2 separate regions of the Homo sapiens genome follow, and region 2 is linked to region 1. Evidence: chromatin loops called from intact Hi-C (ENCODE). Cell type or tissue: endothelial cell of umbilical vein. All regions are shown on one strand. Links, peaks and the distances in the headings refer to the core of each region. The heading gives the core; the rest is flanking DNA. Region 1 holds the start of MIR7844 (microRNA 7844). Region 2 overlaps TMCC3 (transmembrane and coiled-coil domain family 3).

Region 1 (5,344 bases), core at 1-5,000:
AATAAACTGCAGAGATTAAAAGTTTCCTTCGAGTGTATCATCTTATTAAAAAGTACAAAGTTTCATGAACTTTCAACAAGACTGCAAAATAAATATGCCAGGTAGGTTGAGCCTATCCAAGTGAAAACAAGGTTATTTGACATTTAGTGAGAGTCAATGAAAATATGAATTATTTCAAAGGAATTCATGATCCAGGTAGGAGGATTTAGATCCTACGGTATGTTAGAATAAAGCTAGTTTCTAGCAGATTCTGTTAACAGCTCCAGACTAGAGGGGACGGAGTGTGCTGCTTTCCATTCTCTTCTCTACTTCTGTCACTGGGGAGAAGATACACGGATCACAGGTCTGAGAAGTGTGCATTAAAGCACATTTGCTAGGCTGAGCACTGGAATGGTGTGGGCTGGTGTGAAAATGAAGCCTACGTCTTCTTGGACCCTCCCAGAGCCCTTCACCTCAAGGGTTAGACATCTCTCCTTCTCTAAACTAACAGCAGCACTCAATCCCTGGTGTGTCCGAAGTGGTGCTTGGAAAGATTCACAGATACCAAGAGGGGCCCACCCAGGCCCCAGCTTGATTTAGGAGTGTAAGTTACACTCAGCACTCAGCCCACGCTGAGTCTGATGCCCACAGGTAAAGGGTAATGCTGGCCATCGAAATACAAAAGCTAAAGGAAGCACAACATTCTCTCTGCCTCCCTGCCTTGCACCTGGCCTCCTTATCTGTCTCCCAGACTTGAAAGATCAGTGTATACACATCAACGCGGTAGACCAGGGGGAGTCTGACAATGAAAGGAGAGACAGCCATGAGATCAGGGTGGGACTGGTAAGGGAGCTCTTCTCTGAATCCAAAATACTTTATCACCAAAGATTTCATGAAATGACATTTATTGTTTAAAAAAGCGTGAGTCTGGAATTAGATAGTGGTGATGGTTGAACAAGTTTGTGAATTTACTAAAACCACTCAATTGTACGCTTAAAAAAAAAAGCAAGCTTGAGCTGCCTAAGTCCCGCTCACACACACTGGACTTGTACTAAATGCTCAACGATTCCATTCTCTCAGACTATGGAACATTCTGTCACATTTTTTTCCTTCAGGAGATTTCCCTAAGAAGAGCTGTTTGCAAAATATTGCACTTAATTTGAATCCAGGGGGACCTGATGTCTCCTGGAAGAAAACGTACACTCACATGCCTTCCTGCCTGCAGCAGATGGCGGGAGTGGTGGGACAAGGGGCTCAACAGCAGTTTCCATGAACATTGTTTCCATCTTCCTCTTTGTTATACACACAGAGACACAGATTTAAAGGAAAGTATCATCTGGGCTGAAGGCGGTGAATGGTATCCCCCAAACAGGGATGTGAACTTTTGAATGTTTTCAGCTCAGAGGCAGTATGGTCGTCCTAATACCTCAGGACTTATGTTCAGTGAGATGTTAAGAGACAGGTGGCAACCTTGGCTCAAACACTGGACTTAATTTATTTTATTCTTGCTAGTCTTTCACTTCTCAAAGACGATGCTCTCAATCTTCATCCAGGTGAACTGCTCCCACTAATCTAGCCACCATTCAGTCACACCCTACGTCCTCGTTTCCTCATGCTTTCAGCGTTCCGACACCTCAGTGCACTTGAACTTTAGAGGCTATGGTTCGGTTGTCCTTCAAGGAAAAAACTGCAACATGACCATCATTTGTTTTCATTTCCTGAGTAAGCTTTGCAGTCCCTCACAGACCTGTGAATAAGATGAATCACATAAAGTGAATCATATCCTCCAGGGGGGCTTATCACAATCAAGATTTGCCAAAAAACAGCCAGGCATGGTGGCTTGTGCCTGCAGTCCCGGCTGCTTGGGAGGCTGAGGTGGGAGGATCCCTTGAAGCAAGGAGTTTGCAACCAGCCTGAGCAATATTTAGCAGAGCCCTGTCTCAAAAAAGAAAAAAGATTTGCCAAAACACAAACCTTCAGAGTAGTGCTCACAGGATTCCAAATTAATGTTAAAGTCACAGTCTGATGAGGGATTTGAAAACATTCCTGCACACTCTGAAGGCTGGGCATTTGCTAGCCAGTTGAGACAAAATCAGGTGTTGGTTGCCTGGGTATGAGAAGGTGAAAGCCCCATTCATAAATCCCTATGCCTTCCCATTTAAAGTGTAACAAAACCCCTCAGGTAGACTTGTTGGATAACAGGTGTGTGATAAGATTTCCACGTTACAGGGTCATACACGACTGACTGCTGTGGACACTGAGTACATGACGGGACCTATGGTCCCCTGGAGAGAAGCAGGGTGGATCACACGGGGACCATAGGCCACAGTGTTTAACACTGCCCAAGCCTGTGATTCTTCATTCCCTGAATCATGCATATCCTTGCTTTTTATAGGACTCACAGAAAACAACCATTAGCAATTGTGAAGCTCAATTCTGACAGAGACTTAGGAGAGAGACCTCTTTCTTCAGGATCACCAATTATGCCAAGGTCTCAATATACAGAGGTTTACCACGCTGGGCTGGTCAGGTGGGCAGGAAATCGGTCTGATTAAGGCAGTGAGCAAGGTAGGAGAGCTCTGAAACAGATTCGTGTTAACGAAGTACAAGGACTGAGTTGGCAACTGCTACGGAGTTAAGAGAATTGTAGTTATTTACACCACACAGTCCTAGTTTTTCTTACACACGAGTCCGCACAATCATTCACTGTAAAATTTGGTAGTATGCACAGAGTTTTCTTTAAAATAAAAACTTGAAAGAACTTGAAGGCAGGAACCAGTGGCTTCATCTTGGTATTATCATCCTTTCTATGGCACACAGGATATGGTCCCAGTTTTTACAAAATATAGCAAGAAGAGTCACGGCAAAGAAGGTGCCAAGAATGTGGCAGCGACTCTTCATCATGGGTGAGACGAACTTCGCGATGGTGGACACACACACTAAGATGACAGTCATGAAGGCCAGGATCACGTTGATGCACCTCCCCAGGAGAACTTTAGCATTCACGGTGTCTGTCTGCAGAGCTTGCTGCTCTTGCTGGTGGAGCTCCAGCTTAGAAATGCGAGTCTGGCAGGATTCCAAGGCTTCCTGTGAGCAAGAGGGAGAGCAAGGGTCAAACGGTGTTGGGATGGTGAGCAACACGTGAGTGCTCGCTCAGCTGTACACAAAAGCCCCAGCTCAGAAAGCCCAATGCCCAGGCGGCTGCAAATCCCCAAACCGATGATGATGGTGATAGACAAAGATGTGGAACAAGAATCCCAGGCTCATTTTCTCCTGTTGTTCACGAGTAGAAGAGCATGTGGATACAACCACAAAATACCATAAATGAGGAAGTATGGCTAAGTTTTTTGACTTTACCTGTTTTTTTTGAGATGTAGTCTTGCTCTGTCGCCAGGCTGGAGTGCAGTGGTGCGATCTCAGCTCACTGCAACCTCCGCCTCCTGGGTTCAAGCAACTCTCCTGCCTCAGCCCCCCAAGTAGCTGGGACTACAGGTGCGCACCACCATGTCTGGCTAATTTTTGTATTTTTAGTAGAGATGGGGTTTCGCCATATTGGCAAGGAAGGTCTCGATCTCCTGACCTCGTGATCGGCCCACCTCGGCCTCCCAGAATGCTGGGATTATAGGTGTGAGCCACCATGCCCAGCCGACTTCATCTTTTTTTTTTTTTTTTTTTTTTGAGACAGAGTTTCACTCTGTCACCCAGGCTGGAGTGCAGTGGCGTGATCTCGGCTCACTGCAACCTCTGCCTTCTGGGTTTAAGCAATTCTCCTGCCTCAGCCTCCTGAGTAGCTGGGATTACAGGTGCACGCCACCACGCTTGGCTAATTTTTGTATTTTTAGTAGAGACAGGGTTTTACCATGTTGGCCAGGCTGGTCTCAAACTCCTGACCTCAAGTGATCTGCCTGCCATGGCCTCCCACAGTGGTGGAATTACAGGCGTGAGCCACCATGCCCAGCCTGACTTTACCTATTTTTGAAATAAAGTGATATAAAATATTGGTGCCTGTTGGTGCCATCAGGGACAAAGCAGAGAAGGAGGGAGGTTCCACTTTGTGACTACTCCACCTTTCAGCCAAGGAGTGTGTGGGATCTCCAATGGTCAGTCCTTATTTCCACCGCTCAAAGATTTTTGTCCATCAGTTAGAGATTGGCGGAGGAAGGCGAGAGAAGGGAGGGGAAGGGACTGGGGCTGACTGTGGGGCAACTGTGCTTTCACCTGCTCTCTGAACGCGGTGTTACTCAGGACACCATCCGAGGCTATCTCCCTGGATCTCGTCCATGCCAAGTCTTCAATTACTAAGACACAGATGGCTACAAGTGTATCTCTAGGCCAGTTCTTCTTCTGAGATTGACTCACAGATCTCCATGCCTCTTTGACATCTCCATCAGAGCTTCCTGAAAGCACCTCAAATGCAACACGTACAAATGTGGCTTCATGTATTGCAGCTACCCAACACCTGCAGTCAACCCTCTTCCCTTCCAGTGTCCTTCTTCTCAGAGTACAGCACCATGATCCACCCAGTTCCTCATACCAGAAGCCTAACGGGCATACCCTGATACCCTTCTCATCCAACCCGTCGCCCAGCCACGGAGGCAACATCCAGTTTCTAGCTCAATTGGTCCGGTTCTCTCTCCACCCGGTCAGCACCCCAATCTAAGTCACCGGGATCTCCTGCCTGCAATAACCTTACACGAATTTCCCTATACACTCTTTTGTTCCCCACCCTTACGAATCCATTTTCCACACAGCCACCCAAGCGGTCTTTTAAGGATGCATATTTGGTATCACTCCTTTTCATAAAACCTTTACAATCTTTAATATGGCCTTCTGAGGCCTTGCAAGGCCAGGTTCAGCTCCCTCTCCTCCCTCACTTAATGACTTCATGCCAGCCGCTTGCCCTGTCACAGTACTCTGGCCTTTTCTAAGTTCTTTTTTTCTTTTAAGAGACAGGGTCTCACTCTGTTGCCCAGGCTAGGGTGCAATGGCACAGTCAGAGCTCACTTCAACCTCAACCTCTGGTCTCCTGCCTCCATTCCTCCTGAATGACTGGAATTACAAGTGCGAGCCACCACACACAGCTTTATTCTAAGTTCTGAAAAGGAGCACAGACTCACCTCAGGGCTTCTGCATATTCAGTACACTCTGCCTGAGACATGTGCCTCCCCCACTCCATCCCTTCTTCACCCGTGGATCTCCCACTCATTTTTTAGGTCTCGCCTTGATTGCCACATCCCTGGGGAAGCCTTTCCTGATCCATGAGATGAGATCAAGTCTCCCTTCAGCTCTCCTCCCCAACCACAAGACATACGCTGCCTGAGGACAGGAACTAGCCCATCTTGCATTTGCTGTCCTCTCCAGCACA
Region 2 (5,375 bases), core at 301-5,300, 51 kb after region 1:
TTCTCACTATTACCTTATGCCCCAGGGCTGCCTTACTTTCTTCAAAACCCAGATCAGGACCTGCAACCTATGACCCAAAGCACTCTCCTTGTAAATTCAGGATTCCCTACTAAGCCAGTCCCTAGCTTTTTCTCTCTCTGAACTCTTTAAACACCTTTTACATTCTCCTCTTTCTCATAGCTCATGTCATTCCTCCAGGCAGAGGCCCCTGAGTTTCCTGTGGTTAGTAGACATGGATAGCTGCCTGCTGCATCAGACTCAGCTGAGCCCAGGAATCCTTCTGAAAATAAAAGATTTATCCTACAAATTGGTGCAACCTTTGGGAGGACAATGTGTTTGCCTCTATTCTCATTTAAAAGGCACATGCCCTTTGACCTAACAGTTTTGCTTTTGGAAATTTATCTAAATATGGTTATAGAGAAAAATGTACACAAGTTTTCAATACAGTATTACAAAGCAAAAGAAACATGAAAAAACATCATCCTGGGAGGAACTTAAATCGCATATCAATAGGCGACTGGTTAAATAAATAATAGATATGTATATTTTGTGTCAAGACTATTTCTGTAAAGACACATAAGAAACATAACATTGCAGCCAGGCGCAGTAGCTCACGCCTATAGTCCCAACACTTCAGGAGGCCGAGGCAGGTGGATAACCTGAGGTCGGGAGTTCGAGACCAGCTTGACCAACATGGAGAAACCCTGTCTCTACTAAAAATGCAAAATTAGCTGGGCGTGGTGGCGGGTGCATGTAATCACAGCTACTGGGGAGGCTGAGGCAGAAGAATCGCTTGAACCCGGAAGGCGGAGGTTGCGGCGAGCCAAGATAGTGCCATTGCACTCCAGCCTGGGCAACAAAAGCGAGACTGTCTCAAGAAAAAAAAAGAAACATAACATTATTATCATTGCTATCTCTGGGGAAAAGGACAAGAAGCTGGAAAAAGACACTTTAATTTTGCTTTAAGCCCTTTAGTACTGTGGAAATTTTTTTTTTTTAATAATTATTATTTTTTTTTTGAGACAGAGTCTTGCTCTGTCGCCCAGGCTGGAGTGTAATGGCGCGATCTCGGCTCACTGCAACCTTCGCCTCCCAAGTTTAAGCGGTTCTCCTGCCTCAGCCTCCCGAGTAGCTGGGATCACAGGAGCCCACCACCATGCCCAGCTAATTTTTGTATTTTTAGTAGAGACAGGGTTTCACCATGTTGGCCAGGCTAGTCTTGAACTCCTGACCTCAGGTGATCCATCTGCCTCGGCCTCCCAAAGTGCTGGGATTACAGGCATGAGCTACTGTGCAGGGCCTGTGGAATTTTTTTTTTTTCAAATGAATTCACACTTAAGCTACTTAATAGAAAAAAATGTGAACCTTTATCATTTAGAGCTACTAAACACTTCATTAAACAATATCACTTAATCTTTGCTAAACACGAACTAGAAAAACTAGGCACAAATAGAAACTGTATAGACCAGATATACATTAGAATGGGTCTGCTTTAGCAGTTAATGGTTTAATCATTAACCAGGTCAGGGTATTTTTCTCTAAGGCACTTTATGTGTTGCTGACTCTTCTACAATCTAAGTGGCTCAATGTAAACCATTCCCCTTGTGCTAAACATGCGTGTTTATACTTAAAGTCGATTTCACTGAGGAAATTAGGGTAGGGTCAGTTTGTAAGGTTTTGCCCTAAACCTTAAAAAGAACACAAAATCCTTCAGGTCTTAAGCAAGATTGATGCCCAGGCCCTATGAAGGACACATTGAATCTTCTGTATATTTTTTAACAAGCTCCACAGGTAATTTGGATGTGGCTGGCATTGCCTCGTGCACACCTAAAGTAACCATGCTTAGAAAACGCTGTGTTATCCAAAAGAAACACAGCACAGAGAATTCTATGAACAAACTATTGCAGTACTCTAAGATTTTAAAATAAGTAACTTTCTCAAACACTGATATGGGGTTTAGAGTTAACACTGCGGGTAAGCAAACCCACCAGGCTCTCTCAGTTGACACAGCTCTTCTGGCTCCTTCGAGGAAGTGAGGACCAGTATGTGGAAGAGCCTTTGGGGCTGGTGTTTCTCAAGCTACAGCTTCAGGCAATCTCAGGGACAGAACCTGGACTGTGCATCTGACAGCCGCCTTTCTACCTCCCACCTCCACCCCATTCTTATGTCCAAGTAGTTTGAAACTATTGAGCTAGATCAGTATATCCCGAACACCAAATTGTTAAGAGTGGATGGAGCCCCAGTGATCTTTCCCACTCCCCAGACCAGTGAATCAGGAAATCTCTACTGGAGGTTCTGCAGTACCCCAGGTTCTTTATCTAAACAGGAAAGTTAGGAAACACCAATTTAGGTCAAACTCATTTTAAGATAAGGAAATCAAGGCCCAAGAAGTTTAAGTGATTTCACCAAGGACTTATAGCTGATTAATGATAGCTGGGAGCTGTGAAACCTGGTGAGCTAATTCTTCCCTCTTAGACCAATACTGCTTGTTATATTATGTGTAATCATGAGAGCCCCAGTATCTGTGCAGTTTCTGATTCACCAGGAAGAGGCCCCAAGTGATTAATAAAGCCTGAACCCAGGGGCATGTCAGAACGCACCACTGGTTTAAAGGATGACTGACATGGTAAAGTGTCCAACGTCAACCTGCCCTCGGAATTCTTTCACTTTCAGTATCAGTAGGAGAAATATACAATTGTACATTTCATAGAAAAGTAAACCCAGCCCCACACAGTTAACAACCAGGTGAAGCGGGAACACAGGACAATTCAAAGTTTTCGGATCACACCATTTCTTGGTCAAATATTAGTACCTTCAGCAAAAGACCTCTAATTACCACACACTTTTGGTTATGGCAACAGCCTGCTCCTTACTTTTGGGAGAGAGGAGTACTCCACACCCATGGCCTGAAACCAGGATCTCCAAACCCATCAAAGAGAAACATGGATGGGAAACCAAACCCCCCAAGCTTGGAAAGCATCCAGCAAGCTTTAATTCAGGGAGAGTTCAATCGAGATATAATTGCCTCTAATTGGCCCTCCCACACGATCTCACAACATACAGCTATAATCAGTTCCACAAAGAATATGTTATATTTCTTTTCTCCCTTGAAAAGCCAGAATCCTCTCTTGTTAGGTACTTACCATCACTGTTTTGATTTTTGTAAATATACCGAGACATTAAAAAAGGAAGAATGAATGGGTAAAAGCAAAGAAGTAGATGGATTTCTTTTTTAAAATAAGCACTGATCCCTATGACCTTAATGATAACCCAGTGCGATTCAAATCTGTAATGGAGACTGATGTCGACTCAGGAAACCTTTCTAGTCCAGGGCACATGTGATCCAAAAAACACATTCATCTGGTCGGACATTTTCCATACTCTGATTTTTATCTTTCTTGGCATGCTCAACTCTCCTTTAATAAAGTCACAACCCTTTGTTGCCATGGAACCCAATCAGACACGGAGCCTGTTACTATGACTTCCCTGCAGATATAAAAAAAGACCCAGTGACCAAAAGACCAGCTCTTTCTTAAAAAAAAAAAAAAAATTACAAGGCAAAGAGGCTCCAAAAAAACCTCAACACTTCTGTATTTACTGAAGTTTAATCTTTTATGTAGGCTCACCTGAACTCTTCAGCCAAAGCTAGCTCATGTTTCAGCTGGAACTTTCCAAAGAAAATGATTTTACAAATAAATACCTAGGCAAAGAAGGTAAAAAATATTCTTGGGATATCTTACTTTTCTTCTTCTTCTAGGCAAGCTTTCTGAAATTTGAGTAGCTGTTTAGCAAACATGTGTCAATCAGCAGCTGCCAAATTGCAATATTCATTTCCATCAATACTTAATGTTGCCAAGAGCTCATTATTTCTCTGAAAAGAAAAGATATTCTAAACAATACAATCAATCCTGTGTTCTGGACCTGGACTAAATCTGCAGGAAAAAAAAAAAAAATCTGAGACTAAGCAGAGTGGACTGAGCAGAGCTACTTAAGGGAAGAGAATTAACATTTGTTGAGTGCCTACCATGAGCTGGGCACTTTTACGTCATCACGTCAGGACCCTGTAACTGAGGCAATGCCACCTCTGTTTGGCAGATGAGGGACCAAGGCTCAGAAAGCTTAAGTACTTAAGCAGCTTGTTCAAGCTACCAGGCTAGAATGCTGCCTGGCTCCCAAAGCCAGAGCTATTCCTTCATTCAACCAGCACTTATTTCTGCTCTCACAGGTGTTGTACATTTTGTTATGCTTCTTATTCTTCAGGAGCGAATTCACAGCCTGTAAAGCTTGGCTGTAAAGAGAGCACGGTGTCCATCTTTACCGGCACAGGGGCCAGTCTGGCTACACCCACGTACAACTACCACCACGTCTATACAACACCAGCTACCCCTTGGGGGAATCCCGAATAAATGCCCTGGCTACTTGCCTAAGGAAACACGTGTGGGCTAGGCACCCATTACACCCTTCCAGAGGTTGGGCCACGGCCCAGAGCCTTCCAACCCTGGACCTCATGGTGGGGAGGACCAGGAAGCTCTGGGTGGCCTTTTCATGTGCAGTACCATCGGCAAAGTAAAAGTCAAGCCATGCAAACCACAACAGTTTCTCCAACCTGGTTTTGGACAACCAGCTTCAAGAAATGACTAGTAAGAAGGAATGTGGCAAGCCACAAAAGTTATAATTTATATTATTAATTATACCAGCCTCTCAGCTAAAGAAAATTTACCTATTTCATGTACAAAGATTATAACAACTGCTTTCATTAAAAGAAATTTTTAAAATCACCCAAAACTGCAATACGATACCACTTCATACTTACTAGGATGGCTGTAATTAAAAGACAGATAATAATAAGCACTGGTGAGGATGTGGAGAAATCAGAACCCTCATACACTGGTAGTGGGAATATAAACTGGTGCAACCACTTTGGAAAACACTCTGGCAGTTCCTCCAAAGGTTAAACAGAATTACCATATGACCCAGCAACACTCCTTCTAGGTATGTACCCAAGAGAAATAAAAACATATACCCCCACAAAAACTTACACAGAAGTGTTCATAGCAACATTATTCTTCATAGCCAAAAAGTGAAAACAACCCAAATGTCCACCAAATGTCACATATCCATACAATGAAATATTATTCAGCCATGGCCAGGCATGGTGGCTCATGCCTGTAATCCCAGCACTTTGGGAGGCTGAGGCAGGTGGATCGTCTGAGCTCAGGAGTTTGAGACCACCCTGGGAAACATGGTGAAAACCCGTCTCCACTAAAAAACGAAAAAATTAGCCAGGCGTGGTGGCGTACGCCTGTAGTCCCAGCTACTCAGGAGGCTGAGGCACGAGAATCACTTGAGTCTGGGAGGCAGAGGTTGCAGTGAGC

The links. Hi-C counts contacts between places; a loop is a spot of excess contacts. Peaks named below come from ENCODE experiments on the same cell type or tissue, not always from the same donor. Only the 100,000 strongest peaks of a DNase experiment are listed, where the experiment ranks them.
Region 2: it touches region 1 in a loop (2.9-fold over the local background); 8 of 110 quality-filtered maps call a loop at or near these places.

What each region holds. Positions count from the first base shown.
Region 1 is chr12:94,568,672-94,574,015 of GRCh38, forward strand. TMCC3 (transmembrane and coiled-coil domain family 3) reads right to left here. Exons shown (of 4, transcript NM_020698.4): 4 at 1-3,066. The coding sequence ends at 2,764. It overlaps MIR7844 (microRNA 7844), which reads right to left and starts at 2,681; the gene lies at 2,560-2,681. In endothelial cell of umbilical vein, for the core only: no CTCF peak of the experiment used is centred there; DNase peaks (open chromatin) are centred at 1,720 and 3,070; H3K27ac peaks cover 2,466 bases.
Region 2 is chr12:94,619,287-94,624,661 of GRCh38, forward strand. The region is part of intron 1 of TMCC3 (transmembrane and coiled-coil domain family 3); the gene reads right to left. Among named protein-coding and RNA genes, the nearest start is that of TMCC3, 29 kb to the right of the region's middle. RefSeq lists enhancers at 1,977-2,096, 2,437-2,756. In endothelial cell of umbilical vein, for the core only: no CTCF peak of the experiment used is centred there; DNase peaks (open chromatin) are centred at 2,555 and 3,385; H3K27ac peaks cover 2,689 bases.